2 separate regions of the Homo sapiens genome follow, and region 1 is linked to region 2. A link is an interaction called in ENCODE POLR2A ChIA-PET data of the cell type or tissue named here. Cell type or tissue: HepG2. All regions are shown on one strand. Links, peaks and the distances in the headings refer to the core of each region. The heading gives the core; the rest is flanking DNA. Region 1 overlaps AOX1 (aldehyde oxidase 1). Region 2 holds the start of LINC01792 (long intergenic non-protein coding RNA 1792).

Evidence for each region. ChIA-PET counts read pairs that join two places held together with the same protein. Peaks named below come from ENCODE experiments on the same cell type or tissue, not always from the same donor. Only the 100,000 strongest peaks of a DNase experiment are listed, where the experiment ranks them.
Region 1: POLR2A ChIA-PET joins it to region 2 with 6 read pairs; 1 of 35 experiments calls an interaction of 5 or more read pairs at or near these places.

What each region holds. Positions count from the first base shown.
Region 1 is chr2:200,640,308-200,656,366 of GRCh38, forward strand. It overlaps AOX1 (aldehyde oxidase 1), which reads left to right. Exons shown (of 35, transcript NM_001159.4): 24 at 791-877; 25 at 2,303-2,494; 26 at 10,667-10,894. Among named protein-coding and RNA genes, the nearest start is that of AOX1, 62 kb to the left of the region's middle. RefSeq lists an enhancer at 8,144-9,343. In HepG2, for the core only: no CTCF peak of the experiment used is centred there; DNase peaks (open chromatin) are centred at 8,494 and 8,824.
Region 2 is chr2:200,733,707-200,749,765 of GRCh38, forward strand. LINC01792 (long intergenic non-protein coding RNA 1792) reads right to left here and starts at 1,471. Exons shown (of 3, transcript NR_037886.1): 1 at 1,331-1,471. It also overlaps the pseudogene AOX3P-AOX2P, the pseudogene AOX3P and the pseudogene AOX2P. In HepG2, for the core only: no CTCF peak of the experiment used is centred there; DNase peaks (open chromatin) are centred at 8,025 and 8,295; H3K4me3 peaks cover 729 bases; H3K27me3 peaks cover 864 bases.

The DNA.
Region 1 (16,059 bases), core at 6,343-10,342, 93 kb before region 2:
CCTTGAATGGCTCAGTGCCGTAATTAAACACAGATGCTTTGGGGAGGGTAACAGGATAGTCTGGGGAGGAGAGAGGATGGAAGCTGGTAGACAGCGGGAGGCAGCTGATGCATTCAGACATGAAGCACATGGGGTCTGAGATATGACAGTAAGTTGTAGAAGAGATGGGTCCAAGAGCCATTATAGTGTAAAATAAAAGAGAATTGGTGAAAATCTTGGCAAAATGCTATGAAGAATACAACCGCAAACATGACTTGGAGGGTTTTAGAAGAAAGCGACAAGTTGGAAGGAGGAACCGATCTGGAAGAACGATGAAGAGCTTGTTTGTGTAAATGCTGGGGGTAGAAGTGACAACAGGACCCTGAAGCAGAAATGTCCTTTACCACCATGGGACTTTGCTGAAAGGACTGGATTATAGTGACAGAAGCCATTGTCATAATGGTGACTAAAACTATGAGAAAATAATGTTTTCTGATGGAGAGTAGTGTGAGGAAAGGTGATATGAATACTACTTACGATACTATTATTAATTATATTTAGAGTACTTGCTATGTTTCAGGCACTTGCCTATAATTTTCTATGTGTTGCCTTATTTACTTCCATTTCACAGATAGTCTGAGTGGTTACACAGCTTGCCTAAGATCACAGAGCTAGTTATATACTATCCGAGAAATCACTGCCAAATCCAATGTCATGACGCTTTTCCCCTATGTGTGGAGGGTTTGCAAATGACAAAATTTGGAGAGACTTGGCCCCTGTTCCAGCATTCGATATCGGTTCTCTTCCCCAGGCTGGATTCATGAACGATGGCAGAATCTTGGCCCTGGACATGGAGCATTACAGCAATGCAGGCGCCTCCTTGGATGAATCATTATTCGTAAGTGTTTTAAGGAGCAAGTTCACATTCCTGAAAAGAGTGTTACATAAAATAATTTAACTTAGAAAATGCCCAATAGTTAAGTAATATTTGATTATAAAGGTATAATGACCATCCTTGCAGGGATAGCCATGTGTTACTTCCTGGTGCCCAAAGTGTGAGCCCAGAGATGCTGGCTAAGTTGCATCTGTGTGTTACCCCCCGGCTTCCCATACTTAGAGCTCTTTTCCTAGATGCACACATGAGACCAAGCTTTCTCAGTTTTGGCCCTATTGACATTTTGGAGTGTGTAGCTCTTTATGGTGGGGACTATCCTGCTCATTGTACCATCTTTGGCCTCTACTTAGTAGGTGTCAGTGGCATTACCACCCTGTAGTCTTTTTTTATTTTTATTTTTTGAGACAGAGACTCACTCTGTGCCCAGGCTGTAGTGCGGTGGCTCAAGCGATCCTCCCACCTCAGCCTCCCAGGTAGCTGGGACTGCAGGTACATGCCACCATGCCTAGCTAATTTTTTTTTATTATTATTTTGTAGAGATGGGTTCTCACTATGTTGCCAGAGCTGATCTCAAACTACTAGGCTCAAGCAATCCTCCCATCTTAGCCTCCCAAAGTGCTAAGATTACAGGCGTGAGCCACTGTGTCCAGCCCAACCCCAAACAAAAATGTTTCAACCAGGCCAGACGCAGTGGCTCACACCTGTAATCCCAGCACTTTGGGAGGCTGAGGTGGGTGGATCACTTGAGGCCAGGAGTTCAAGACCAGCCTGACCACATGGTGAAATCCTGTTTCTACTAAAGCCGGGTATGGTGGCACACACCTGTAATCCCAGCTATTTGGGAGGCTGAGGCAGGAGAATCACTTGAACCCCGGAGGCAGAGGTTGCAGTGAGCCGAGATTTCACCATTACACTCCAGCCTGGGCAACAAAAGTGAAACTCTGTCTAAAAAAAAAAGAGTTTCAACCAAAATGTTAACAATGAAAAATGTCTCCAGACATTGCCAGACGTCCCCAGGAGCAGGGAAAGGATTGCTCCCCATTGAGAACCAATACATTAGACCCAATGCCAAAACATTTTTTTCTGTTTTCACTGTCTTCCAGGATATTATATTCATTACATTCTATAGACCCAGTGCTCAGGGCCTGTGAACATATCAAAGGCCTTTGTATATATTTGAAATCTTAAAAAATGCATTAACTCCAAAATACAAAAATAAAAAATAATGCTCTCAAAGGAAAAATTATTCTAATACTTAAAAATTATTTTACAGCAAAAAATGTGTTTAATTGGGGGCATGGGAATATTTTAGCATGTTAGATGAGATGAAAAGAGAGCTGCCATTTTCGGCCTGGTTTTGGTCTGAGGTCGTAGGATGGTGAAACAGGTTCAGAAGATCTTAATCACATCAACTCTGGATTTCTCCAGGTGATAGAAATGGGACTTCTGAAAATGGACAATGCTTACAAGTTTCCCAATCTCCGCTGCCGGGGTTGGGCATGCAGAACCAACCTTCCATCCAACACAGCTTTTCGTGGGTTTGGCTTTCCTCAGGCAGCGCTGATCACCGAATCTTGTATCACGGAAGTTGCAGCCAAATGTGGACTATCCCCTGAGAAGGTAATACTAAATCAGCTTCACAGACAAAACATGTGGAATGTCAGAGACGGTAGGGCCTTTGGGGGCCATTCAGGTTGAGGAATTTGAGACCCAGAGGGGCAAATGATTTGTGCCAAGTCCCCCAGCTAACTGGTTAATGCGGAGCCCAGACTCCAAAGTTCAGCAATACTCACCTTACTCAGACTCCTGCTCCAAAATCCTGAAGCAGAAGATCCTGAGGACTGAGCACTGCATTCTCCCCTGGCTGGTGAGAAGCTTCCATTGGCTGGGGGTATAACTGCTACCCACAATTCCATCAAGGCCCTCATTCCCCGCTTCCTGAACATCTCAGCCAGCTGTCAAAAAGTTGGTCATTTCAGTTGCTAAACTGATCTCCTTTTGGTTCTTTTTTTTTTTTTTGTAACATTAATAGGTTGGTTTTTATTTTTATTTATTTATTTCCATAAGTTATTGGGGTACAGGTAGTATTTGGTTACATGAGTAAGTTCTTTAGTGGTGAATTGTGAGATTTTGGTGCACCCATCACCCGATGGGTGTATGTATATACATATACACACGCACACATATATATGTGTATATATATATACACACACACACATATATATATATATACATACATACATACACACACCACAGTTTCTTTATCCACTCATTGATTGGTGGGCATTTGGGTTGGTTCCAAGATTTTGTTATTGTGAATTGTGCTACTATAAACATGCAGGTGCAAGTATCTTTTTCGAATAACAACTTGTTTTCCTCTGGGTAGACACCCAGTAGTGGGATTGCTGGGTCAAATGGTACTTCTACTTTTAGTTCTTTAAGGAATCTCCACACTGTCTTCCATAGTGGCTGTACTAGTTTACATTCCCACCAGCAGTGTAGATGTGTTCCCTGTTCACCACATCCACGCCAACATGTACTGTTTTTTGATTGTTTGATTATGGCCATTCTTGCAAGAGTAAGGTGGTGTAGCATTGTGGTTTCAGTTTGCATTTCCCTGATCATTAGTGATGTTGAACATTTTTTCATATTTTTGTTGGCCATTTCTATATCTTGTTTTGTGAATTGTCTATTCATGTCCTTAGCCCACTTTTTGATGGGGTCGTTTGTTTTTTTCTTACTGATTTGTTTGAGTTTCTTGTAGGTTATGGATATTAGTCCTTTGTCAGATGTATAGATTGTGAGGATTTTCTCCCACTCTGTGGGATGTCTGTTTACTCTGCTGGCTGACTGTTCCTTTTGCCATGCAAAAGCTCTTTAGTTTAATTAGCTCCCAGCTATTTATCTTTGTTTTTATCGCATTTGCTTTTGAGTTCTTGGTCATGAAATCCTTGCCTAAGCCAATATCTAGAAGGGATTTTCCAATGTTATCTTCTAGAATTTTAATAGTTTCAGGTCTTAGGTTTAAGTCCTTAATCCATCTTGAGTTAATTTTTGTATAAGGTCAGAGATGAGGATCCAGTTTCATTCTCATTACATGTGGCTAGCCATCCTAGCACCATTTGTTGAAAAGGATGTCCTTTCCCCACTTTACGTTTTTGTTCGCTTTGTCAAAGATCAGTTGGGTGTAAGTATTTGGGTTCTCTATTCTGTTCCACTGGTTTCTATGTGCCTATTTTTATACACTACTACACCATTTTGTTGACTATGGCCTTATAGTATAGTTTGAAATCAGGTAGTGTGATGCCTCCAGATTTGTTCTCTTTGCTTACTCTTGCTTTGGCTATGCGGGCTCTTTTTTGGTATCATGTGAACTTTAGAATTGTTTTTTCTAATTCTGTGAAGAACAATGGTGGTATTTTGATGGGGATTGCACTGAATTTGTAGATTGCTTTTGGCAGTATAGCCATTTTCACAATGTTGATTCTACCCATCCATGAGCATGGGATGTGTTTCCATTTGTTTGTGTCATCCAGTGTTTTGTAGTTTTCCTTGTAGAGGTCTTTCAACTCCTTGATTAGGTATATTCCTAAGTGTTTTATTATTATCATTATTATTTGCAACTATTGTAAAAGGGGTTGAGTTCTTGATTTGATTCTCTGCTTGGTCGCCATTGGTGTATAGAAGAACTACTGATTTGTGTACATTAGTCTTGTATCCGGAAACTTTGCTGAATTCTTTTATCAGTTCTAGGAGCTTTGTGAAGGAGTCCTTAGGGTTTTCAAGGTAAATGATTATATCGTCAGCAAACAGTGACGGTTTGACTTCTCTTTACCGATTTGGATGCCCTTTATTTCTTTCTGTTGTCTGATTGCTCTAGCTAGGATTTCCAGTACCATATTGAAGAAGAGTGGTGAGAGTGGGCCTCCTTGTCTTGTTCCCGTTGAATGCCTTCAACTTTTTCCCATTCAATATTATGTTGAATGTCTTTAACTTTTCCCCATTCAGTATTATGTTGGCTGTGTGTTTGTCATAGATGGCTTTTATTACATTAAGGTATGTCCTTTGTATGCTGATTTTGCTGAGAGTTTTAATCATAAAGAGATGCTGGATTTTGTCAAATGCTTTTTCTGCATTGAGATGATCATGTGATATTTGTTTTTAACTCTGTTTATGTAGTGTATCAAATTTATTGACTTGTGTGTGTTAAACCATCCCTGTATCCCTGGTATGAATCCCTCTTGATAATGGTGGATTATGTTTTTCATATGTTGTTGGAGTTGGTTAGCTAGTATTTTGTTAAAGATTTTAGCATCAATGTTCATCAAGGATATTGGTCTGTAGTTTTCTTTTTTGGTTATGTCCTTTCCTGGTTTTGTTATTAGGGTGATGCTGGCTTCATTAAATGAATTTACTTAAGGTTCCTTCTTTCTCTATCTTGTGGAATAGTATCAAAAGGATTGGTACCAATTCTTCTTTGAATGTCTGGTGGAATTCTGCTGTGAATCCTTCTGGTCCTGGACTTTTTATTGTTGGTAATTTTTAAATTACCATTTCAATCTCGCTCTTGTTATTGGTCTGTTAAGGGTATCTAATTCTTCCTGATTTAATCTGGGAGGGTGTATTTTTCCAGGAATTTATCCATCTCTTCTAGGTTTTCTAGTTTATGTGCACAAAGTTGCTCATAGTAGCTGTGAATGATCTTTTGTATTTCAGTGTTGTCAGTTGTAATATCTCCTGTTTCGTTTCTTAGTGAGGTTATTTGGATTTTTACTCTTCTTTTCTTAATCTTCCTAACGGTCTATCAATTTTATTTATCTTTTCAAAGAACCAGCTTTTTGTTTCATTTATCTTTTGTACTTTTTTTCCAGTTTCATTTAGTTCTGCTCTGATCTTGGTAATTTCCTTTCTTCTGCTAGGTTTGGGTTTGGTTTGCTCTTATTTCTTTAGTTCCTTGAGGTGTGACCTTAGAATGTCAGTCTGTGCACTGTCAGTCTTTTTGATGTAGGCACTTAGGGCTATGAACTTTCCTCTTAGCACCGCGTTTGCTGTATCCCAGAGATTTTGACAGGTTGTGTCATTATTGTCATTCAGTTCAAAGAATATTTTAATTTCCATTTGATTTCATTTTTGACCCAATGCTCATTCAGGAGCAGGTTATTTAATTTCCATGTATTTGCATGGTTCTGAAGGTTCCTTTTGGAACTGATTTCCAGTTTTATTCCACTGTGGTCTGAGAGAGTGCTTGATATAATTTCAATTTTCTTAAATGTATTGAGCTTGTTTTATGGCCTATCATATGATCTATCTTGGAGAAAGTTCCATGTGCCGTTGAATAGAATGTGTATTTTGCAGTTGTTAGATAAAATGTTCTGTATATATCTGTTTAGTCCATTTGTTCCAAGGTATAGTTTAAATCCATTGTTTCTTTGTTGACTTTCTGTCTTGATGACCTATCTAGTCCTGTCAGTGGAGTACTGAAGTTCCCTACTATTGTGTTGCTGTCTATCTCATTTCTTAGGTCTATTAGTAATTGTTTTATAAATTTGGGAGCTCCAGTGTTAGGTGTGTATATGTTTAAGATTGTGATATTTTCCAGTTGTACAAGGCCTTTTACCATTATATAATGCACCTCTTTGTCTCTTTTAACTCTGTTGCTTTAAAATTGGTTTTGTCTGATTTATATCAGACAGAATAGCTACTCCTGCTCGCTTTTGGTGTCCATGTGCACGAATTGCCTTTTTCCACTTCTTTACTTTAAGTTTATATGAGTCCTTATGTGTTAGGTGAGTCTTCTGAAGGGAACAGATAGTTGGTTGGTGAGTTCTTATCTATTCTGTGGTTCTGTATCTTTTAAGTGGAGAATTTAGACCATTTATATTCAATGTTAGTATTGAAATGTGAGGTACCATTGCATTTGCCATGCTTTTTGTTGCCTGTGTACTTTGTTTTTTATTTTTTTGTTTTTGCTTTTTAACATGTATTTATGTTTTATAGGTCCTATGTGACTTATGCTTTAAAGAAGTTCTGTTTTGATGTGTTTCCAGGATTTGTTTCAAGATTTAGAGCTGCTTTTAGCAGTTCTTGTAGTGGTGGCTTGGTAATGGTGAATTCTCTCAGCATTTGTTTATCTGAAAGCAACTGTATCTTTCCTTCATATGTGATGCTTAGTTTCACTGGATACAAAATTCTTGGCTGATAATTGTTTTGTTTGAGGAGCCTGAAGATAGGGAACAATCCTTTCTAGCTTGTAGGGTTTCTGCTGAGAAATCTGCTGTTAATCATGTAAGTTTTCCTTTATAAGTTACCTGGTGCTTCTGTCTCACAGCTCTTAAGATTCTTTCCTTCATCTTAACTTTGGATAACCTGATGACAATGTGCCTACGTGAAGATCTTTTTGCAATGAATTTTCCAGGTGTTCTTTGTGCTTCTTGTATTTGATGTCTAGGTCTCTAGCAAGGCTGGGGAAGTTTTCCTTGATTATCCCCCTGAATATGTTTTCCAAGCTTTTAGAATTATCTTCTTCCTCAGCAACACTGATTATTCTTAAGTTTGGTTGTTTAACATAATCCCAGACTTCTTGGAGATTTTGTTCCTATTTTCTATTCTTTTCTCCTTGTCTTTGTTGGATTGGGTTAATTCAAAGACCTTGTCTTCGAGCTCTGAATTTCTTTCTTCTACTTGTTTAATTCTACTACTGAGACTTTCCAGAGCATTTTGCATTTCTAAAAGTGTATCCAAAGTTTCCTGAATTTTTTTATTGTTTTTTTCTTTAAGCTATCCATTTCCTTGAATATTTCTCCCTAACTTCTTGTAACTTTTTTAAAATTTCTTTGAATTGGGCTTTGCCTTTCTCTTGTTCCTCCCTGATTAGTTTAATAACTAACCTCCTGAATTCTTTTTCAGGTAAATCAGAGATTTCTTCTTGGTTTGGATCCATTGCTGGTGAACTAGTGTGATTTTTTGGGGGTGTTGAAGAGCCTTGTTTTGTCATGTTACCAGGGTTGCTTTTCTGGTTCCGTCTCATTTGGGTAGGCTCTGTCAGAAGGAAAGTTTGGGGCTGAAGGCTGTTGTTCAGTTTCTTTTGTCCCATGGAATGTTCCCTTGATGTAGTACTCTCCCCCTTTCCCTATGGATGTGGCTTCCTGTGAGCTGAACTGCAGTGATTGTTGTCTTTCTTCTGGGTCTAGCCACCCAGCAAGTCTACCCAGCTCCCGGCTGGTACTGAGGGTTGTCTGCACAGAGTCCTGTGATGTGAACCGTCTATGGGTCTCTCAGCTATGGATACCAGTGCCTGTTCCGGTGGAGGTGATGGAGGGTGCAGTGGACTCCATGAGGGTCCTTAGCTTTGGTGGTTTATGCTCTATTTTTGTGCTGGTTGGCCTCCTACCAGGAGGTGGCACTTTCCAGAAAGCATCAGCTGTAGTAATGTGGAGAGGGATTGGCGGTGGGCAGGGCCCTAGAACTCCCAAGATTAAATGTCCTTTGTCTTCCACTACCAGAGTGAATAGGGAAGGACCATCAGGTGGGGGCAGGGCTAGGCATGTCTGAGCTCAGACTGTCCTTGGGTGGGTCTTGCTGTGGCTGCTGTGGGGGATGGGTGTGAGATTCCCAGGTCACTGGAGTTGTGTACCTAGGAGGATTATGGCTGCCTCTGCTGAGTCATGCAGGTTGTTAGGGAAGTAGGGGAAAGCCAGCAGTCACAGGCCTCACCCAGCTCCCATACAAGCAGAAGGGTTGGTCTCACTCCCAATGTGTACCCCCCAACAGCCCTGAGTTTGTTTGCAGGCAGACAGTGTGATGGGCTTGAAAACTTGCCCTGTGCTGCACCCCTAGCTGAGAGAGAAAAGGGCTTGGTTTCTCCCCCTGCCTGTGGAGTCTGCACACCAGATTTGTGCCCTCCCACTGAGCTCTGACCAGGAGGCTTCTTGCCCCATTCAAATTGTTACAAAGTTCAGCTAGAGATTTCTTTCTCCCTGTGGAGTTTCACCCCCTACTTCTCTGGTCCCCCGCCCCCTCCGCCCCCACCATGGATCCCTGTGTTGTTAGGCAGGAATGGCCTGGCCTGCTAGGGGACACAGCAAGCTCCTAGGGCCTTTCTGCTGCTTCCTCTACCCCTGCATTTTGCTTGGCTCTCTAAATTGTCTCAGCTTCAGGTAAAGTCGGAATCTTCTCCTGCAAACAGAATTTCAGCTTCTCCCGTGGGGGTGTGTGTCTGGGAGAGGAGGATCTCCCTTCCCCCTCACAGCTGGGGCACTCACGGTATTTGGGGTATCTCCTGGGTCCTGCAGGAGTAGTCCACTTCCTTCAGAGGGTTTGTGGGTCCTCTCAGGATTATTGCTTTGTTCTTGCAGTCGATCTAGAGCTAAAATTCGGCGAACTTCCACAAGCTGCTCTGTCCAGAGCTGCAATCTAGTCCTGCCTCCCGTCCGCCATGATGATCCAATTTCTCCTTTTGGTTCTTTCAGTCTCAGCCCCAACTTTGTTTATTGACAACGACCTTCCCCTTCCTGGCTCCTCCTCCCAGATCCTGGAATGGAATTAGTGTGGGGAGATGGGGTGAGCTCTCTCTCAGCCCCTTCTCCTCCCCTGTGCCTTCTGCTGTGATGCTGGTGCAAGGAGGAAGAGAAGAAGGACCAGGAAAACAGTCAGTTTCTCCCTGTGTGACTTCTCCCGGCAAGCTCACAGTCCTCTCTTTGGACAGATGTCACTTTTCAAGTACATTGTCTATGGCTCCATTTCTGCCAGCTCTTCCAGAAATTGGCAGTCCTTGGACCTTCAGCGGGCAGCTGGCACAGCATTCCACTGGTGACCACACCTCTCTGCTCATGCCCCAGCAGTCTTTAGAAGGCCCCAGGTCCCAATTCATCTACCAGCTTTCACCCAACAGTAGCCACTTTCTTTGCTTCTCTTGAACGTGTGGGAGGCCTTGCCCCTCCCTTCCTGGCCATCCCACTAAACTCTCTCCTGATGTCCTGCCACATTTGGTAGCACTAAGGAGGAGAATTACATCCTTCCCTTCATTCCCAGGGAAGTTAGAGCAGGGAACAGCCTCTTAAAAACACCACTTTCCCCCAAATGAGATGGCTTACTAATTTCCAGTGTTTCTCTTACAATGATCTGATAATTTGCTTCGGAGGGTGGGGAGAGTGTGTCTGTGATGGCTCTGTCAGCTTAGGGAGGGGGCTGGCCACAAGTGCTATGAGTTTTCTCAGCTGAGAATGTGACATACTTGGCACCTTTTATTCTCAGCTTAGGGTCTTAGTCACCAATTCTGGGAATACAGGAAGAATTCTACTCAGTGCTTCAGACATCCTGGGATAGAATCTTTTAATTTGTTCTTCATCCTAGATATTGGTTATATTTAAACGAACTTTCATGCTTGCCTGTTTTGGAGGTGAGTAGTCTTATCTTGCAACATAGCATGGGAGTAATCCAAATCATGTGGCCTAGATGATCTTTCAGCAGATACCCAAATGCAACTAGAATTAAGAGTCTACAGTGTACATGGACTGTGTTGAGTTATATTGGAACATAAGGTAAAGGTTCCATCCTTTAAAGTTGCACAAGAGTAGCATAGAAAGCACATAAGTAATTGCTAGCACGTTTGATAGAAGCTCTGAGTAGAGGAAGAGGACAATGTTGTGCATTAGGAAAGGCTTCCACAAGGACTCAGTAGAACTTGGCTTGGACCTTACAGGATGGGCAGAATTTGACCAGGAGGATGGTGAATGGATGAGCCTATGTCTGCTGGGTTTCCCCTCCCAGCTTTAATCTCCTTTTCTTTCATAGGTGCGAATCATAAACATGTACAAGGAAATTGATCAAACACCCTACAAACAAGAGATCAATGCCAAGAACCTAATCCAGTGTTGGAGAGAATGTATGGCCATGTCTTCCTACTCCTTGAGGAAAGTTGCTGTGGAAAAGTTCAATGCAGAGAATTATTGGAAGAAGAAAGGACTGGCCATGGTCCCCCTGAAGTTTCCTGTTGGCCTTGGCTCACGTGCTGCTGGTCAGGTGAGTTCTCCAAATGCACATGAGGATGCTGCCTGGAAGCAGCCCTGACAAAGCAAGAGGTGTTGAGGAAACTTCTCCTTAAGTCATATTAGCCATATGGTTGCAATGCCCAATTGTTAAATTTCACAAAAGCCACCAAAGTCAAAGTAATTAAGCTAGCTTTACTCCAGAGGAGACCAGAGCTCCTCTGCTCACATGCCCATGGTTGGTCAAAAACATTCTTGCTGGAAATTGGGAGACTGAGGTTTACTCCTGGCCCTGGCAACAGGAGTTGGCAAATGGCAGCTGAGTCCATTTGCTCTGGGCTCAGACTGCTCATGTGGAAAGCAGGAGGGTGGGACTGATGACCTCCAAGACTCCTCTTCCAGTGTCCGCAATTCGGTGTCGCTGGACCATGAAATAGAAATGAGGAGCTGCAAGGTTTTGGGTGCTCCACTCCTTCTGGGTGGGTTGGAATAAATTAAATTCAGAAAAATAAATCACTTTTTAAATAGAATTTTTGAAGTTTATTCACCTTGTACCTTTTAAAACTGTGAAAGGGGGGACTGGGAATCTGCTCTTGCAGTTTAATTTCTTTCATTGATTAAAGAAATCCCCTTGCTTGGTTGCAGTTTCCACCTCTTCATTCTTGACTTCATTCATTCTTAAGAATGAATAAAACTTACCCCTAACGGCTGGTGAAGGACTGCAACATTCTAGCTCATTGTATGGCAGCCGGGAACCCCTATTATCTATTTTATTACATACACACATCCATGTACATACAGATAAGCTGGGAGGACCCTCACAATTGTCACTCCTCTTTGCAGAATTCACTCCTTGGTTGGAGTCATGAAGAAGGCATGGCAGCTGTGCTGAGCGATCACAAAATAGGAACAAATGGCAGGGTAGGGGAGCTTCGAGAGGGGCGTTAGTGTGGATGTTGTGTGTTAAGGGATCAGAAGAGGCCAGGAAAAGTGGGTAGGAAGGTCCTTTCCTCCATCCCATATCCATCCATTCACCTAACTGTCCTAGTTGAGCTTTGGTGCCATCCTGAGAACATTTGCATGCAGCTTTGATTGTAGGCAGGTGGTAGGTCAGAGAAGTGTTATAACAAATGATGATCTTATTGCAGTCTTCTCATTCCTTGCCTGTTTGTGATGGCAAAAAATAACACAGAGCCATGTAGTCATCTGCATGCAGTTTACTCAAATGTGGGAGACAGTCAAGATACTGTGGTTGAGAAATAAAAGCAAAAACGAGGTTATTACAAAAGAAGAGAGAAAGAAACTACCACTGGGAAAAGGGTTTGTAAGCATTGAGTCTTGGTATAGAATTTTGGGGTAAACTGATTAGCTGGCAGCTACCAAAGAGGTCAGCTGGGGCTGTCTGTCCTTGTGCAGACTAGTCAGGATCATCAGGAAAAACAGCCTCCATTGTTCATGGATCCTCTGGAAATCCTCTCACGTTTGGCCGTGGGTAAACATGGCGCACTGCCTCTATTTGATGGCTGCCATTACTTTATATCTGGCCTCCACCATAGACCAGGTCTCACCCATTTTCCTCATCAGAATTTTCTCAAAAAGTAGATTTGAAAAATATGGTGAGGTGCAGTGGCTCACGCCTGTAATCCCAACACTTTGGGAGGCCAAGACAGGAGAATTGCTTGAGGCCAGAAGTTTGAAACCAGCCTGAGCAACATAGTGAGGCCCCATCTCTACAAAAAAGAAAAAATAATAATAGTGACAATTACTGAGCACTACGATGTTGTAAGTACTTTTAGGTATTTCATTTAATCTTGGGACAACCTAGAAGATTTGTATCCTCATTTTAGGTATAAAAAAAATCTAGGCTTAGAAGGTTTAAATAACTGGCTCAAGGTCCTGCAGCTGGTAGAGGTAAGGCTGGGGCTAGAACTCAGGCCTGAGTGGCTCTGAAAGCTGGGTTTTCTAGTTACACCACGTGGTCTCCCCAAAACACCTTTTGATAGGAACTGAAGTGGGATTCAGCTCAGCTGAGAACAAACTAGGCAACAGCCAGCAGTACAAATTCATTCTTGAAGGCCACCTGGGAAACTGACCAACTTACGTGCTGAAAATATTTACTTAGGGCTGAATCAAGGAGTTTGAGACCAAACTCCGTGGAGGGCACATGCTAAAAGCCTCCATTCTGAAACAAACTAAATAGAGGAGGAAACTAGACATGATATTTGAGTGCCTTCTCCATGGAAGGACCTGGGCTGGGGAATTTGTAATCTCCACTTGATTATTCTCTATCTCATCTCTATCAGGTAGGTATGAATCTCTCTATTTCACAGAAGGGGAAACTGAAGCTCATAGGGATTCTCTCTGTTGCCCAAGGACATCCAGCCAATAAATGGCAGAACAAGGATTCAACTTCAGCACCGCCTTCATCGTCCCACAGGGCCTCCCTGAGCAGAGGCAGTCCCTGCCCAGCAGCTGAGGGGGTCAAACGTGCCCCACCTGTGTTATGCAGGCATACCTTGTTTTACTGCACTCTGCTTTATTGCACTTCCTAGATGCTGCATTTTTTACAAATTAAAAGTTTGTGGCAACCTTGCTTCAAGCAAGTCTATTGGTGCCATTTTTCCAACAGTATGTGCTCACTCTTTGTCACCTTTTGGTAATTCTCACAGTGTTTCAACCTTTTTCATAATTATGGTGATCTGTGATCAGTTATCTTTGATTTTACTGTTGTAATTGTTTTGGAGCACCATGAACCACATCCATATAAGACAGCAAACTTAATAAATGTTTTGTGTGTTCTGACTGCTCCACAAATAGAGGAGCATTCTTCCCCCATTTCTCTCCCTCTCCTCAGGCCTCCCTATTCCCTGAGACACAATGATATTGAAATTAGGTCATTTAATAACCCTGCAGTGGCCTCTAAGTGTTCAAGTGAAAAAAAGAGTCACAAGTCTCACTTGAAATCAAATGCTAGAAATGATTAAGCTTAGTAAGGAAGGCACTGCACTCCAGCCTGGGTGACAGAAGAGACCCTGTCTCAAAAAAAAAAAAAAAAAAAAAAAAAAACAGAAAAGAAATTGTTACAACTACCTCCTCAATCGTCAGCAACCACCACCCTGGTTAGTCAGCAGCCATCAACATTGAGAAAAGACCCTCCACCAGCAAAAAGATTCTGACTCTCTGAAGGCTCAGATGGTTGTTAGCATTTTTTAACAAAGTATTTTAAAACTAAAATATGTACAATCTTTTTAGACATAATGCTAGTGTACACTTAATAGAGTACAGTGTAGCATAAACACTTGTATGCACTGGGAAACAACGAAAATTGTGTGATTTGCTTTATTGCTGTGGTTTGGAGCTGAACCTGCAATATCAGTGTACTTACTTCCTGCAGTCTGAACACTGAATGGCACAGACAGGACCTAACCAACCTCTGTGTGTCCAATGCCTTACTATGGCACTTGGCACAGAGTAGGAACTCAAATGTCTGAATGGCTGAAACATTTGGGGAATCTGCGGGTTTGAAGCTAACTTCTCATCGATACCAGTAGTATTTGTTTGAAGATTTAAATTTCCCCGACTAGGTCCTCTACTTATGTTGGAGGACCATCTACTCCAGCTCTCCAGTTGTGCTTGTTTTATAGATGAAGCTTTGCAGAATTATCTTTTGTGGCACTAACAATGAGCTGTACAGTGGTGCCACTTAACTAAACCAAATTTGACATTTTAAATGGCCCAAGGAGATTGCAGCACCACATGGAACAAATGGCTGAGTGATATCTGATAGACATGCTGTCTTGGACATACAGGCTGAATGCTATAACCAGCAGGGTCACACAATGTTGGAAAAGTATAATCCACTATAATTGTAGCTTAATCACATGGGCCAAGTCCAACTATGAATTACATGCACACTTTGCGAGCCAAGGAGGCCAAATATGGAGTCTACAAGATTAAGAAACAGATTGCATGGCTATGCTACTGCAAATTTACTTACCAAACATTTACTGAGCACCTACCGCATGTGTGTTGCTATGTTGCATTCCGAGAGATTCCTTAGGACGTGATCCTTCCTTTCAGGGGGCTCATATTCTAGCAAAGCACAATGAAGTGCCATGGAATGGGGCCCAGGAGCTATTGTTGCAGCTGGCATCACCTGACATCTGATGCATGGCCCCCAGGCAGCCAGCCCTGGGCTCTCTGTAGAGGAAAACTCTTCCTTACCTTTATTATTTTGAGGATGAATGTCCAGGAGCAAAAGATGGTGTTTCCAGGAGTCATGAGTCAATAAACAGTAAAAAACACTCTATTACATCTTCCCAAGGTCCTTGGGTGTCATTATCATGGCTACTATGCCTTCCTCAAGAGTCTAAGTTTCTCCTTTGGACTGTGGACATATGTGCCTGGTCCTCAGAGAAAGGGTATCCTGATGTCCCCATTTGCCCAGTACATCCCTAGTTTACACCTGCCGACCAAATAAATGGAGTGCATTTTCACTGTCAAACTTGCCTTATTTGGAATGATAGAGGTTTCTGGTTGTCATTCACGGGGGTAATGTGAACCTTTGGATACAAATAAAGAGACAGTTCTCCAAGCATGGTCCACGGTCCCCAGGCAGCTTGGAAGGCCCTTCTGATGGGCAGAGAATTGATCTGGAAATGCAGTCTTTTTCTTGGGTTTATCTGGTGATTAACATGCAGTTCCATCAACCTTCACTTAATGACCAGGGTTGCTTACAAATAATCTAAGTGAGCAACTAAGGCTTAGGAAAATTTTTGGTTTATTAAGTTGACATTGGCTTATTACCAGAATTTTCTGAAGACCTTGACATTACAAATCCTAGATTATTATGTCACTCTGCCTAAAAAATTAGATGTGAAGAAACCTAGCTGACCCAGACCACACCCATGCGGTCAGCACTTCCCTGCTGCAAAACTGTAAAGGTTGCCTTGCAGGCTTTCCCGGACCACAGTGGAACCACTGAGAGATATCTGTTCTAGGAGGACCATTGCTGCTGATGTTGCTCTTACATTGCAGAGCCAAAGGGAAGAAGCCATCCTTCTTTCCTGCTGTGATTTTCTGGGATATCCCCATATTCTAGTTTAGCACAGGCAGATACGCAAGAAGGCACATTCTTGTTAATTATAAAAACATGTTTAGCTTAGAGACTGGATGTTTCTGATTATAAGAGTCTTTAAT
Region 2 (16,059 bases), core at 6,194-10,193:
CAAAGGAAGTGAGTCTTGGGTGAAAGCCAAGGCCGTATGGACCACCCAGTGCCAACTCTGAGGTTCTGAACTTTATTTTTACTAAGAAAAGGGCAATTTCCTCACAGCACTAGGCAAAAATGGAAAGCTATCCTGGCACACAAGTATAGAATGCCACCAGAGACAAGCAGCTGGAAGAAAAAGCCAGGCCACCAGCAACAGAGACAAAGAACTGTGAGCTTGAGAGGCTATGGCAGATGGTGAGGGAAGGACAGTGAGGGAGAAAGAGACTCAGATGCAGCAGAGGCTCAGTGGCTAGACTTAGGACCCAGCCAGGGCTTATTGCAAAATAAGCACTTGGTAACTTTTTATATCTTTGCCTTGGCAACCAGGAAACTCAAAGTTAAATTTTATGCTTCATTTAGTTTTGGCTTTTGTTGTTGTTGTTGTTGTTCTTGTTGTTTGCAGAGACAGAGTCTAGCTCTGTCGCCCAGGCTGGAGTGCAGTGGTGCGATCTTGGCTCACTGCAACCTCTGGCTCCCAGGTTCAAACAATTCTCCTGCCTCAGCCTCCCGAGTAGCTGGGACTACAGGCGCCTGCCGCCACCCCCATTTAATTTATTTTGTATTTTAGTAGAGGCGGGGTTTCACCGTGTTGCCCAGGCTGGTCTCGAACTTCTGAGCTCAGGCAATCCACCCACCTCGGCCTCCCAAAATGTTAGGATTACAGGCATGAGCCACCGCACCTGGCCAGTTTTTATCATATATAAATTCCTACTCTCTTATTATTCATTTCATCTCATTTCTTGACTCTCATCTTTTACACTTATTTTAATGATTTGACTATTGTATTTGTATTTAATATGAATGCTTTCTATAAATAGACTCATGTAAGGCTTGTTTAGGAAATAAGTGAAATTGAATTAAATACGTATGTCTAACATGAATCTATTAAGTTTCTCAGCAGATGAAAAAGACCTTCCTTATAACAACACTTGTCATACCTGAAGAACATTATTTAGCCAGTTCTTAATCTTCTCTTTACCAGAATTGATCACAAAAATTTTAACTCATTTTTAGCTTTTGAAACAATGACAAGTTTACAGAAAATTTGCATGTACAGTACAAAGAATTTTTTTTACCCTGAATCATTTGAGAGTAAATTGCTGACCTAATGCCCCAAACCCCTGAACACTTAAGAGTTTAGTCCTACACACTATACAATATACCCATCAGAATCCAGAAATTAACAGCAGTTCACAACTACTATCTAATTATCAGACTCCATTCAAGATTCGCCAGTTGTCCCAATCAAGTATTTTATAGCAAAAATATTCAATACAGAATCTCACTTTTCATTTAGTTGTCCTGTCTCTGAGGTGTCCTGGAGCAGGAATCAGGTCTCCCCTCTCTCTTTGACATCATGACTTTGACACTTCGGAAGAGTTTGGCCAGTTATCTTGTCCAATGTCTCCCATTTTGAGTTTGTCTATTGTTTTGTCGTGGTTAGATCGATGTTATGAGTCTTTGTCAGAATATTACAAAAGTGACTCTGTGTTCCCCTCATGGCATCCTGCCAGGTGACACATGACTTCAACATGTCCCACTTGGTTAAGATGGTGTCTACCAGGACTCTCCACAGTGAGGTGGTTTTTCTCCTTCTGTAGTTAATAAATATTCTGTGGGGAGATACTTTGAAACTATGTAAATATATTGTTCCTCATTAAACTTTCTGTTTATTTTTTATTATTATTATTATTTTTTGAGACAGACTCTCGCTCTGTCGCCAGGCTGGAGTGCAGTGGTGCAATCTCAGCTCACTGCAACCTCCACCTCCCAGATTCAAGCAATTCTCCTGCGTCAGCCTCCCGAGTAGCTGGGACTACAGGTGTGCGCCACCACGCCCAGCTAATTTTTGTATTTTTAGTAGAGACAGGGTTTCACCATGTTGGCCAGGATGGTCTCGATCTCTTGACCTCGTGATCCACCCGCCTCAGCCTCCCAAAGTGCTGGGATTACAGGCGTGAGCCACTGCGCCTGGCCAACACTCTTTTTGTTACTGCCATTCTACCCCTCAGGTCCACCCCACAGCCTGTCCAATTAGCTATGTGAGTTAACTGCTCAGTTTGGTCTCTGCAAAGCAGAGCTAAAACAAACAATGCGCCTTCCTTTAGGGCTCTTAAAATTAAAGCATGAGTACCCTCTAGTGGCTTGCAGGAAAGTTTCCACGATTCTCGAACTTTTCCTAAGTCCCAGATGAGTGAAGGACACTGGCAGGGGTGGGATGTACTGGAGCCAGATGTGTTCCCCACCAGCACACCCAGGAAATACATTTTTGCACAGCTGTAATTTTGACTTAAACATTTGTTTAAGGTTTGCATGCTCAATCATATGACCTACATGTTTGGCTCAGTATACATTTGTTTTCTCAAAATCTTTAGTATAGTGAGTGCTCCAGAAAGTCATTGCATGTTTACCTCATAGACCCATGAACTCTGAAAAGCATAGAGTTCCACTGAAATGCCCTTTCTGAGAATCAAAGTTGAAGTTCTTTTCACTTGCATTGGAAGAAACCTAGATTTTGTGACCAGAGATGGAATAAAATATGAATAGAACCACATTAAGTAGAATGTTCTCAGTATAGCCTGGCAGAAGGTGTGTCGTGCCTAGCATGAGGTGACATGGTGATGTGTGCAATGGAAATGGAGTTATTTGGCTTCAAACTGTGTTTGAACTCTTATGAGGATTCAGGCAATAGAGCAGACAGGGATACTTCAATCCCCACTGGGGTTGAACTGCCCTTTTCCCTCTGTGTCAAATAAGAGGTGGTGATGCTGGTCTATGTGATGCTTCTGACCTTAATAATAATTATGTTTTTTTGTTTCTGGTTTCTCCTCCACTAATAAGGCTCTGGGTCTTCTCCTTAGGGAGAAGGAATTGTATGACTGAAAAAAAAAAAAAAAAAAAAAAAAGCTTGATTTTCCTAGTACTCCTGCAACGATAAGGCAGGCCAGGACCTTCCAGAAGTTAAAAAACAGGCTCCACTGAAACCTGTGATAAGGAAGCAACAGACCATCACTGATGGGTCTGGGATGAAATTAGATCCCCTGTTACAGAGTACATTTTAGGAGACGCTAAAACAGAAACAGGGTGAGAACTCCAGGCTGAGACATTCCAGCGGGGAGGGATAGTTTAGATTTGTTTAGCATAAGGATAACAAGGAGCAGCTCATGGTTCCCTTATCAACTAAATTAGCTGAGATTACTGAGGCAGCGGGGTGTTGCATGAGTATGCTGGCAAGGTGGGGGAGGTGTCATGCCAAGTACATTCTTAATATTGATAAAATACAGCTATGTAGGAGGGTGAAATATTCTCAAAGATTAGTCAACAAGAGATAAATCAAAGCCCAACCTGATAAAAACAGACTAACTGCAATTAGAACCAGCCCAGCTAGTAATGTCAAGTCACTCTACGTTAGTGTTTCATTCTGCAAACCCCGGGTGTGAAGGATTAATTTTAAAAGGCTGCCTAACTCATCTCCTGGGGGTTTGGGTGACTACTTCACTTTTTAAGACTGATTTGAACCCTTTCATCCTTACTGAAGAAAAACCCTGAAGCTCATGCTAATATCCTGCCAATACTCACAACTTATGGCTCCAAAGTTGGTTGAAATTTTGAATTATTTCCTTGCCAGTTAGCAAATAGCATTACTTCGATCGCTAGATGCTCTCCCATTACTTCCCTGGACCCTTCCCAGGAGCCCCCAACTTCCTCATACCCAGTAACGCTCAACATAAATGGCTGGGGCAGCTCCTTACATGGGCCAATTGACCAGTGCCCCTCACAAAACTGATTGTTGAAGATTTTGAGTATCGGGTGCAAAACCTGAAATCCAAGCATTACAGATTTTAGACAACAACCTGGGGAATTGAATGACCTTTGCCTTATTGTAATGCCATTCGATTTATCCCCCTTAATCACAAAGCAACTTTGCATAGCTTCACCACAATCAGTCAGGAGGAGGTCATGGAAAATTCTGGTAAGGTCTGCCACCTGCAAGTTTTTGCTGTCATTCCTTCTCTCTAGCCTCTATTTCCTTGTGTCTGTCAAAAGAAGAATGTGGACCAGCCCAGGAGATCTCACTCTGGCTGTGTAAAAACACCTTGAAGCCTTTTAAAAATCTGCAGAGATCCAGGCTGGGCGCAGTGGCTCACGCCTGTAATCTCAGCACTTTGGGAGGCCAAGGCAGGAAGATCACTTGAGGTCAGGAGTTCGAGACCAGCCTAGCCAACATGGTGAAACACCGTCTCTATTAAAAATACAAAATTAGGCTGCGCAGGTGGCTCACGCCTGTAATCCCAGCACTTTGGGAGGCCGAGGTGGGAGGATCACCTGAGGTCAGGAGTTCGAGATCAGCCTGACCAATATGGAGAAACCCCGTCTTTACTAAAAATACAAAATTAGCCAGACATGGTGGCGCATGCCTGTAATCCCAGCTACTTAGGAGGCTGAGGAAGGAGAATCGCTTGAACCTGGGAGGCGGAGGTTGAGGTGAGCCAAGATCACGCCATTGCACTCCAGTCTGGGCAACAAGAGCGAAACTCTGTCTAAAAAAAAAAAAAATTAGCCAGGGCTATGGCAGGTGCCTGTAATCCCAGCTACTTGGGAGGCTGTGGCATGAGAATTGCTTAAACCTGGGAGATGGAGGTTGCAGTGAGCCAAGATTGCACCACTGCACTCCAGCCTGGGCAATAAGTAAGACTCTGTCTCAAAAAAAAAAAAAAAAAAAAAGGCAGCAGAGATTCTAATTGAATTGATCTGGGAGTGGGGCATCTGTGCTGTTTTTGAGTTCCCAGCGACTCTCTGTGAGCCAATGTGGATACTCACTGCACTGGCCAAACACTGAGGTCCTGGTGCCATGATTACAATTCAGCTGCTCCTCTTATGTCACCAGTAAAAACAAGTTGCTTTCCAGGACTGACAATAGGCGCTGGCTGCAGCCTGGCCCAGATGCAGGACATCTTGGCTGAGAGGGTAGCTGAGCTCCCAGAGGAGAAAACACAGACGTACTGAGCCCTCCTGAAGCACCTGAGGAGTCTGGCAGGCCAGCAGATCCGGAATATGGCGGTATGTTCCCTGGTTTCAACCACTGGGCACACCGCACCTATTTCTGAACCTCACTGAAATGTTGAGATATGCGTTGGCAGAATCAGTATGCAAAAAGGTCTCAGCAGATTGAAGCAACAGGCGCAGTAAATGTTTAAAATTAATAAGCATTATTTAATAAAAATATTTAAGAAACAACTATAGGCCGGGAGCAGTGGCTCACACCTGTAATCCCAGCACTTTGGGAGACCAAGGCGGGTGGATCTCTTGAAGTCAGGAGCTCGAGACCAGCCTGGCCAACATGGTGAAACCTGTCTCTACTAAAAATACAAAAAATAGCTGGGCATGGTGGTGCACGTCTGTAATTCCAACTACTTGGGAGGCTGAGGTGGGAGGATTGCTTGAACCCAGGAGGTAGAGGTTGCAGTGAGCAGAGATCATGGCACTGCACTCCAGTCTGGGCAACAGAGCAAGACTTTATCTCAAAAAAAAAAAAAAAAAAAAAAAAAGAAGAAGAGGAAGAGCGATAAGTCAAGCTCAAAAGAGTGGCTAAGCAGCATCACAGGTGAGAAAAGGATGCTATGGTTTTGCTAGTTTCATGATAAGCTTGTCCAAGAACTTAGTTTAGTCTTAGGCTGCATTAACAAAATAGAGTATCTAAAACAAGGAGGGTAGCCTTCTCTACTCTGGGCTGTTCAAAACACAGCTGGAGAAAGATGGTCAGATCTGGGAGGCATACTTGAAGATCTGGTTGATTTTGATCTCAAAAGAAAGGAAAAGAGAAACAGTTAGGTTTTTGAAACACATATGCTCCTTCCCCTGCATACCCTCAATTGTATAGCAGAAATCTTTGGGATATGGAAAACCAGGGAGGGCATGTTTCCTTTAAAACAGCTCTCAAGTGATTTCAAAATGTTCTCTCTCCAGTCAGGAACTCTGACGAGGTACACTGGTGAGGAGAAGGTGGCAGGAGAATGAGGGGTTGGAAACCACCCCAAAAAGAGGACTAGGGGTGGGAGGACAGGCAAAGGGAACATGAGAGCTGCCTTGGACTATGTCTAGACTCCTGAGGTCTGATGTGTTATTACATATGAGCAGAGAGTAGAAGAGTAACTGACAGATGAGGATCCAGGGAGCCAGATTTCAGCTCAGGGGAAACAAAAAAAAATGTAAAATGGAACTGCTCATAAAGGAATGGGGATTCCCTGTCCTCACCTGTGTTCCAGTCCAGACCGCAGCAACCAGGAGGTCACCGTAGATTCCTTCCCTATGCTGGGAGGAGAATCTTGAGTTCAATGGCCAGTCATTTCCCTCCCAAGTTCTGAAATGCTACAGGCTCCATCAGATCTGAGTGAGGGCTCCCAAAAAAGAGTGAAAAGGCAATTCTCTGTCCAACTGTGTGGATGCCTCAGAACACTGACACAGCCCATGTGAAGTCTGGCCATTTCAGAAGCCCACAGGAGATGAGGCTGAGACCCTTTGCACCAAGGCAAGATGGCACCTCTGCAGCCAACACCATGGCCATCTTCACTGTTGCCAGGGCTGAGTGGGGTGGCTCACTCCCGCTGAGCCTCCCTGCTTGAATCTGAATCCCAGGCCTGCCCCTTCCTAGCTGGGGACATTGGTCAAGTTTCATAATTGCTCTGTACTTCAGTGTCTTCATCTGTAAAATAGGGATAACGACACCCACCTCACTGGGTTGTTGTGTCAGGGGTTAGACAGCGCGTGGAACACACTGGTGTTAGGTAAGTGCTAGGCACCCTCGAGTCCTCTTCCCATCCAAAGAAGCCAGTGGGAGGGGCCCTCCCTGACAAGCTGAACCCACACCCTCTGCAAAAGAGAGAAAGACTGAACTGACTTAGATTCCTCTTGACCCTTTCATGGCCACTAAGAGGACCATCAGCAGGTGCCTTCGGGGTAGAGAAGCTGAGAGATGGAATGACTGCGCTGTAACTCTCTCTCCTTAGTCCTTAGGGGGGCATGTGAGAAGCCGGCATTGCTATTCGGACCTGAATCCAATTCTTGCTGTGGGCAATGCTACCCTCAATCTGATTTCAGCAGGTAAGCTGCCTCCAAACACTCTGAACAGCACCTAGAGATCTTTTGTCTTTTCTACTTATTCTTTTAAGGAATTGCTTTAAGTCAGAGCCCAAGTCTCTAGTTCTCAATTCACCATGGGGAGCCCAGCTCATGAGGGAAGGTGCACTGATCCAAAAGGCAGCTGGTGTTTCCTTCTGACACCACACACGCACACAACCTGGGACCACACACTCAGTTAGCTCACATGTTCGCCCACGTGTCTTGCTTGACCAGTAAACACCAGAGGTGATGTGCAGAGGCTAAGCTGAGGGTGAGGTTGCAGTGCGCACTCTCCCTGTGGGCCAAGGGACTGCTCCTGCTCCCCCATTCTCATCATGGGCTCCCTCCGCCAACACACAGTCCGAGGCCCCCACACAGTGCCCTCAAAGTTGCCTCCCTACCCCCCAGTTGCTGTGTAAGAAGCTACAAGGCTGGTGTGGACACACAGTGGACATCCACACAGGCTGTGGTGGGCCCCTGGGAAGGGGTAGGCAGTGATTGATTTTAATTGCTAGCTGAGAGGAACGTTCCCTTGCGGTGGCTGCCCGCTAAACCTCCCTTTCATCTCCCCAAGCACCCTGCACACTCACACTGCCCCCAACTGCCCCCCAGATACTAATACCACCTTGACTGGATGCAACTACATGCCAGGCTGTGCTGGGGCGTTGGTCATTACCATTGGCTGAAGGTCTGCTTTCCCAGCTCAGCTAGAGCCATCTCCACCCAGAGCACAGCCCTGGCTCCAGCAAAGGCAGTAGATCAGCTCGCTGGCCCAGCAACAGGGAGGGGCCAGGCAGAGATCAACCGTGGGAGCCTCCTTTGGGGCACCCTGCTTCCTCACAAGCATACCTACATTCCAACCAGCACAGCGCTCACTGTGCCAGGGATCAAACGCATGTCACAGTCCCCAGGCCATAGTTTGATCTCCTCACTGCACTCCTGTGGGCCAGAGGGCACAGTTGTGGTCCCCAAGAGGGGGCAACTGGGCTAGAAGGAGGTTTCAGAATTTTTCACTTTGTTTTAAAGGTGTAAGTGTCTGTCTCAAGAGCTGACAACAGCAGGAAGAACACAAGGCAAAGTCAGTGGCTTGAACTGAACTGAATAGTTAAAAGTGCAAACAAACCGTGTGTTGGCTTAAAGTTGTTGACTTAACAAGTGATCATAAGCACTGAACAGGTTCTATGTAGTTAACCACAGGCCCAGTGAGCCTTCAAGGCAGAAGAGACCCCAGTTCACATAGCATATATGCTGATGAGAAAATAGTAATGTCATTACGGTGCCACCACCTGGGACCCCATGATGGGACCCTGTGACTTTGCCGTGGACTCAGACCTCAGCCTTGCTCTGTGTAGAGGAAGCTGGCCTTTCCTTCTCTACTGCTGACATTTAAAAGAACAGAATAATCTTGCTCTCCTTGTTGTGACTGTGCAGAAATATAATTCTCTTCCACAGAAGGTACGCGGCGGATTCCTCTAAATGAACATTTTCTTGCTGGGTTGGCAAGTGCAGACCTTAAGCCAGAGGAAATTTTGGAATCTGTGCATATCCCGCACTCTCAAAAGGTCAGAATTCCGCTGGTTGCTTTTGAGGGTGGATTTTCCTTTTTCATAACTGAGTCCAGTCATCTTTAGAAATCTAAAAACAGATGGAAAGAAAATAACTCTGCCCTGCAAACCTGTTTCCTGTCCAACTGCAGATTGGGCCAGCACCAAGGCCCTCCGACAGCCAAGAGCAGGCAGCTCCGGGTGTGGATGTGGGGCTGTTGTTCTAGCTGCAGGGTGGAGCATGCTGAGGGCCTGTGGTCACACCACCACACCCCTCATGGCCATGAGTTCAAGCTCTCGGGCTGTCAAATGGAGTGTCTCTAACTGACCCACAGGGAGATGGGGGCTAGGGCTCAGCTGTCCCACACCCCACTCTAGCCAATAGTTCATGGGCGCAGGAGGGCCTCTAGTTGTTCGCTAACTCAGAATCTCTGCGGCTGATGTAGCCACCCAGCCGGCTATGGAGTTGACCTTCTGTCCTCACTGCCTGCTCCCTGTGCCTCTGCCAAAGCTGTACCTGAATCTAAGAGGATAGTCTTCCCAGAGAGAGGCAATGCAACACACACACACACACACACACACACACACACACACACACACCCCCTAGCTCAGCCCCCAAAGTCCCAGAGAGGAGCAGCCAAGACTCTGGGGCACCAGGATGAGGATGGCCCACTCCCCATCCGGGGCCTTCTGCTACAGTAGCAGTAATATTCTTCTACAGGGGCATTGGTCGTTACCATTGGCTGAAGGTCTCCGCTTTCCCAACTCAGCCACAGCCATCTCCACCTGGAGCACAGCCCCGGCTCCAGCCAAGGCAATAGATCAGCTCACCGGCCCAGCAGCAGGGAGGGACCAGGCAGAGATCAACAGTGGGGGGCTCCTTTGGGGCACCCCTGCCTCCTACAACCATGCCTACATTCCAACCAGCACAGCTCTGACTGTGCCAGGTGTCTTGTTAGATTGTGTCTGTGTGATTAATTAATAGCATCAAAAGCCGGGGGGCAGCCTGGTTATGGAGGGAGTCATAAGTTATGCTTTCAGCCATGTGTGATCTTCATTAGTTTTTCCTTTGGAATGGAAACTTTGAAATGTGTTCCCATTTAAATCCATGAAAAGGCAGCAGACGGAAAAACAAGCCCACTCAAACATGTGCACCCTTCGTGGCGGCACAGATGGAAATGCACAAAGGGGCACAGGCCGTCTTCATGGACCCCACCTTGGCTCACCAAAGGTCATGGTGCCAAGGGGTCAGCTGGGACAGCCATCACCTTTGACTCTTCCTCCTGACACAAGATTCCCTAGCCACTGCTGGAAAGCTTTGCTCGGCTCCCTTCTGTGCTTTGCCAAGTGGAAAAGCAATCATTTCTACAAGCCAAGCAATGTGGTGGGTCTCCTTTGCACTTTTAGCAAATCACCTTTAAAAGCCCCTGCATTAGGAGGGCTCCTCCAACCTCATGGGGAAAAGGTGTCTGAAAACTGGAGGGAATGGCCCCTGGCAATGCCAGCACATGGACGGGTGTCCAGGCGTGAGTTCCCACAGCATCCCGTGCAGAGGCATCCTGGCCTCCAAGGGAGAGTGCGCGGTGGTCCCTGTTCCTTGAGGGTGCCCGAGGCCTTGAGAGTGGGCCTTGGGGAGGACGCTGTTCTCACTTTGAACGAGAAGTCAGCCAAGGTGTCCTCTAATTGTGCCAACTGTCCTTGGTGTCTTGTTAGATTGTGTCTAAGTGATTAATTAGTGGCAACAAGAAGCATAAACCATGTTCTTAGTTTTGACATATCAGATAACCCCAAATGGTTTTTGTCTCCACAGTGGGAATTTGTGTCAGCCTTCCGACAGGCTCAATGCCAGCAGAATGCCTTGCCCCACGTGAATGCCGGCATGCGAGTCCTTCTCAAAGAAGGCACAGACAGCATTGAGGACCTGAGCATCGCCTATGGAGGGGTGGGGGCTGCCACCATCAGTGCACACAGATCCTGCTAGCAACTCCTTGGGAGGTAAGCCAAGAGCCCGCACCCTGAGGGGGAAGCTTGCTGTTAAATAAAACAAGTGGAGATCTGTCTCTGGCAAGCATCAGTAAAGCCCTGGGAAGATGGAAACTATTACATGAAAATCACTGCCTGTTCTTTCTGCCATTTTGCTAAATGAATTAAACCTTATTTGACTTTGATTAATTGGATGCCAGTCTTTGGATGAGGTATACAACAAAAGTGACCTGGCCTGAGTTCAGCCAGCAGGTGATTTTTTCCCATCTGCCCTCGTTCTCTTACACAGATCGACAGCCTAGCCATCCTGATGCCATGGCTTATGCCTATAATCCCAGCAATGTGGGAGGCCAAGGCAGGAGGATTGCTTGAGCTTAGGAATTCAAAACCAGCCTGGGCAACAAAACAAGACCCTATCTCTACTATATATATATATGTTTTTTTTTTTTTTTAATTAGCTGGGCATGGTAGCATGCACCTGTAGTCCCAGCTCCTCAGGAGGCTGAGACAAGAGGATCACTTGAGCCCTGGAGGTTGAGGCTGCAGTGAGTAGCGATCATGCCACTATACTCCAACCTAGGTGACAGAGCAAGACTGTGTTTCAAAAAAAAAAAAAAAGTCTAGCAAACCCACCCTGGGCAGTGTCCAAGCAGCACCTAATGCTCCCACCGTTAAGTGCACTCTATTACTTCCTCAGTGAAGTCAGTCTCCAAGTCTGAGTCCCGTTCAGTTCACAATGGAATTGGCCCTAGTGGTCTGTTTTGTTGTTGTTGTTTTTGAGATGAAGTCTCACTCTGGCACCCAGGATGGAGTGCAGCGGTGCAATCTCGGCTTCACTGCACCCTCCACCTCCTGGGTTCAAAGTGATTTTCGTGCTCAGCCTCCCAAGTAGCTGGAATTACAGGTGTGTGCCACCACACCCAGCTAATTTTTGTGTTTTTAGTAGAGATGGGGTTTCACCATGTTGCCCATTCTGGTTTCAAACTACTGGGCTCAAACTATCCAGCTGCCTTGGCCTCCCAAAGTGCTAGGATTACAGGCGTGAGCCGTCATTCCCGGCCTGCACTGCTTATTTAATTCTTGATTCTAGCATGTCTGGCTGTGGAACATGTTCATGTTTAAGTTGCAGGTCCCATTCTCACCCTGCCATGACCCTTGGGCCACTCGATGCAGCCTCCCCAGGCCTTGGTTTCCCTAAGCAGCTTGATTAGGTGATTTCTGAGTTTCCAAGGAAACTCTGGGGTCTCTAAAAGGTCACTATCCCATATCATGCCATGCTAGAAACTGCCCTCTAACCAATTCCTTCCTGCCTTCAACCCTCCCAGGTGCTGGAATGAGCTGTTGCTGGATGAGGCTTGCAGGCTGCTTCTGGATGAAGTCTCGCTCCCAGGCTCAGCCCCGGGTGGCCGGGTGGAATTCAAGAGGATGAGGACCCTAGTCGTCAGCTTCCTCTTCAAATTCTACTTAGAGGTTCTGCAGGAACTGAAGAAGCTGGTGAAGCTAGTCTCTGTGCCTGTGGGTGCTCTGGTGTATTCGCTGGCTGGGGCTGCTGAAACAAAGTAGCACAGCCTGCCTGGCCTGAACAATAGAAACATGTTCCTTCACAGTTCTGGAGGCGTCAGCAGGCCTGGTTCCCTCTGAGTGCTGTGCAGGGGACTCTGCCCCCTGCCTTTCCCCTAGCTCCTGCTGGTTTGCTGGCAATCTTGGGCACTCCTTGGCTTCTAGAAGCATCACCCTGATCTGTCTTCATATGAAGTTCTGTGGGTACATGTGTGTCCAAATTTCCCCTTCTCACAAGGACATCAGTCATATGGGATTAGGCCCATCTTAAGTAGCTCATTTTAACTTGATTACCTCTGCAGTAAAGGCCCTGCCTTATTTGGATAAGGCCACATTCTGAAGAACTGGGGCTGGAGTGCTGGGACTTCAACACAGATATTTAGAACAGACACAATTTGACCCATAGCATCTGGCTCTTATGTGTTCCTTGCACCCATAAGCTCACAGCTTTCCCATCACTTTGGCAAATTGTCTCGTGCACAGCCTGTGCTGTTACCTGTCACCTGCTCTGAGTCAGGCCTCGTCAGTTCCCAGCCGGCCCTCCTCCTGGAATCCAGCCCTGAGGGGCTACATGAGGCTCATGGCGCCAGACTCTCTGCAGTCCGCAAATGTTGACTGCGTGCCCTGAACACTGAAACACTGTGGTGTCCCTGCTGCCAGTTTTTTCTTTTAAAATCAACTTTATTGAAGTGTAATTTACACATCATAAAATGTACCTATTTAAATTCAGCGCATGTTGACAAATGTGTATATCTGTGTAGCTACCACCTCAAATTTTCCATTATCCCAAAGAGTATCCTATGCCCCCTTGTGTCACCATCTTGCCCCTGGCCCAGGCAACCACCAATCACTTTGCTGGCACTAGAGATTCATTTTGCCTCTTCTGTAATTTTATGATCAATCTAAAACATAAAATAATATTTTATTTTTCAAAACAACCAAAACTGCCCAGGCATGGTGGCTCACACCTGTAATCCCAGCACTTTGGGAGGCCAAGGGAGGCTTGGGCCCAGTAGTTGGAGACCAGTCTGGGGAACATGGGGAAACCCCATCTTTATAAGAAATAGAAAAATTAGCTGGCCGTGGTAGCACATATCTGTAGACTCAGCTACTTGGAGGCTGAGGTGGAAGGATCTCTTAAGCTTGGGAGGTCGGGGCCACAGTGACCCATGTTTGTACCACTGCACTCTAGCCTGGGCGACAGAGCAAGAGCCTGTATGAAAAAAAAAAAAACACACACACACCAAAAACTGATGTGTATGCTAATGTTTAAATAGCTTTCTAGATTCTTCTGATTGTAAACTTTTGGAATAAGCTAAGCAAAGCAAAATATATTATCTCTCTCTCTTTCTCTCTCTCTCTCCTTCTCTCTCTCTCTCCACCCCTCCCCTGACCATGATTACAACTCACCCTACCTTGTATTCCCTGTTCCCCAACCACAGCTCACCCCAAGAGCCTGCTGTTCTAAGGTATCTGATTTTCACAGACTCAGATGAAGACCCTCATCAACCACACTCACCAGGATAATCCTTGCTGCCATTTAATTTCTGAATCAAGACACTTGACAAGTTTCAGTGACACCCAGAGCACCCTCCCCACCTCTACCGCTCTCCCAGGAGAGTTGAGTTCCTGAGAAAAGCAATCTGGCTTTGAGTCCTTTTGTGTGCAATGGATACCTGCTTATTCTGGGATGGCTTATCTAGCCCATTTTCCTTGCTTCTCCTCCTGCCTCTACCCCTACTCTCTGGCAGGCCTCTGCCTCCTCAGGGTGGCTTGAGGATCAGATTCCAAGCAGTCAGTCCAGGTCCTCATTATGTGGAGGGAGGAGGGGAACAAGAAACATTCATAAAACATGAAGCCGGGGCAGGCAGTATGGATCCTGGTTATGCACACTATGCTGGATACATTAGCCAAGTCAGTTTCACGTAAACCAAAGCCCAGTTTAACTGTAGCTAACCAGCTTATCTTTATTGTTTTGAATCACCTTTCAGGACAGCCGTCATCATTCTGAAATTTCAGACCAATTCCTAAGCGCTCTCGAAGATTTCCCAGTCACAATACCCCAGGGAGTCCAAACGTACCAGGTCAGTGAGTTTGATTTAACTGAAACCTGCAAACTAGAGCTGTGCTGAGCGAGCAAGCTTTTCAGAGCTGTGGTTTCAAGTCTGACATTCTAGTCGTGGCTCTTTGCTTAGTCCGCGTCAGGGAGACGCTGGAATCTGAGGTCAGGCCCAAGCTGCTGCTAGATGAGCTCAAGGCTGAACCGTCCAGCTAATCTACAGTCTAATCATTATAGTCTCTTCAAAGTGATATTCTCTGGGCATTTGTTTGATATTTACTCAGAAGAGCAACCGAGCCAGAAGGTTCAGCCCCCAGCTCTGATTGCAAATGTTTAATCTCCAGTCAGCAAACAAATGCCCTGCGAGTAACTTAACTCACCGTTCTGGCAGGACAGTTTAGAAATTATGGATTCTTGCTACAGCACAACGCCTCTCCCACCCCACCTCCACATACATGCACACACACACACACACACACACACACACACAGAGCTTCCCTGAGAGGAGCTCCAGAATAAACACTATCTCCACCTCCTTACAGCCTAGTGATGTTTTTGTGCCACTCCCAAGGGCAGCCAGGACACCTTATTCTGGATCTGGGGGGACTCTGTTGCCATCCCCCAAACCCTGTGCCAGAGGCCCCAAACAAGTCCATACTTGGGCTTCGGGCTTGGATTTTGGCATCCCACCTTGGGAACTGTATCACTTTACCCCCCATCATCATGAGGACAGTACCCGTGGACAGACTGATCATTGGAAAGGTGAGGAGGCAGGACAGCGAGACCCCTGAGAACACCACCAGGGAAAAGAAAATGCCAGAAGGAGAAGCTGGGGTGCCCCTTCACCTACTTCGCCATTTATTGCCACATAACTGAAATAACAATTCACTGTTCTAGTGGCATCATCAATGTGTCACACTCATCATCTGGCCCACTCCAGTGTTTGTCACCCGAGGGTGACCATCCGATTTCTCAATCCTAGCTCAGGAGTGTTGGTGATAGGCCAGGCCACTTCTGAAAATTAAAGGCTTCTGAGGCAACTCTTGTCTTCCCTGTAGAGTGTGGATCCTCACCAGCCTCTCCAAGACCCAGTTGGACACCCTATCATGCACCTGTCAGCTCTTAAACATGCCACTGGGGAAGCCATGTTTTGTGATGACATTCCCATGGTGGATAAAGAACTTTTCATGGCTTTGGTGACCAGTAGCAGGGCTCATGCAAAAATCATGTAAGTAAACGAAGAGCTTTCAAGAGCCTTTTAAAAGCACACTTGGGGACCCCTCAGAGGAATGCGCCCATGCTCCTGCCATGTCCTGAACTTAAAGGACCTAAAATGGAAAGAATAAAGAAAAGGTTGCCAGCTCCAGGAGGAAGGGAGAGCATCTAGAAATGAACATCATGGAGAGAGAATAAAAATCACTGGCTAGGCTCAGTGGCTCACATCTGTAATCCCAACACTTTGGGAGGCCAAGGCGGGCAGATCACCTGAGGTCAGGAGTTCAAGACCAGCCTGGCCAACATGGTGAAACCCTGTCTCTACTAAAAACACAAAAATTAGCTGGGCATGGTGGCACACACCTGCAATCCCAGCTACTCAGGAGGCTGAGGCAGGAGAATCACTTGAGCTTGGGAGGTGGAGTTTGCAGTGAGCCAAGATCGAACTACTGCACTCCAGCCTGGGCAGCAAAGTAAGACTCTGTCTCAAAAAAGAAAGAAAAATCACAGTTACAAGCCTTTTGTTTCCCTCCTA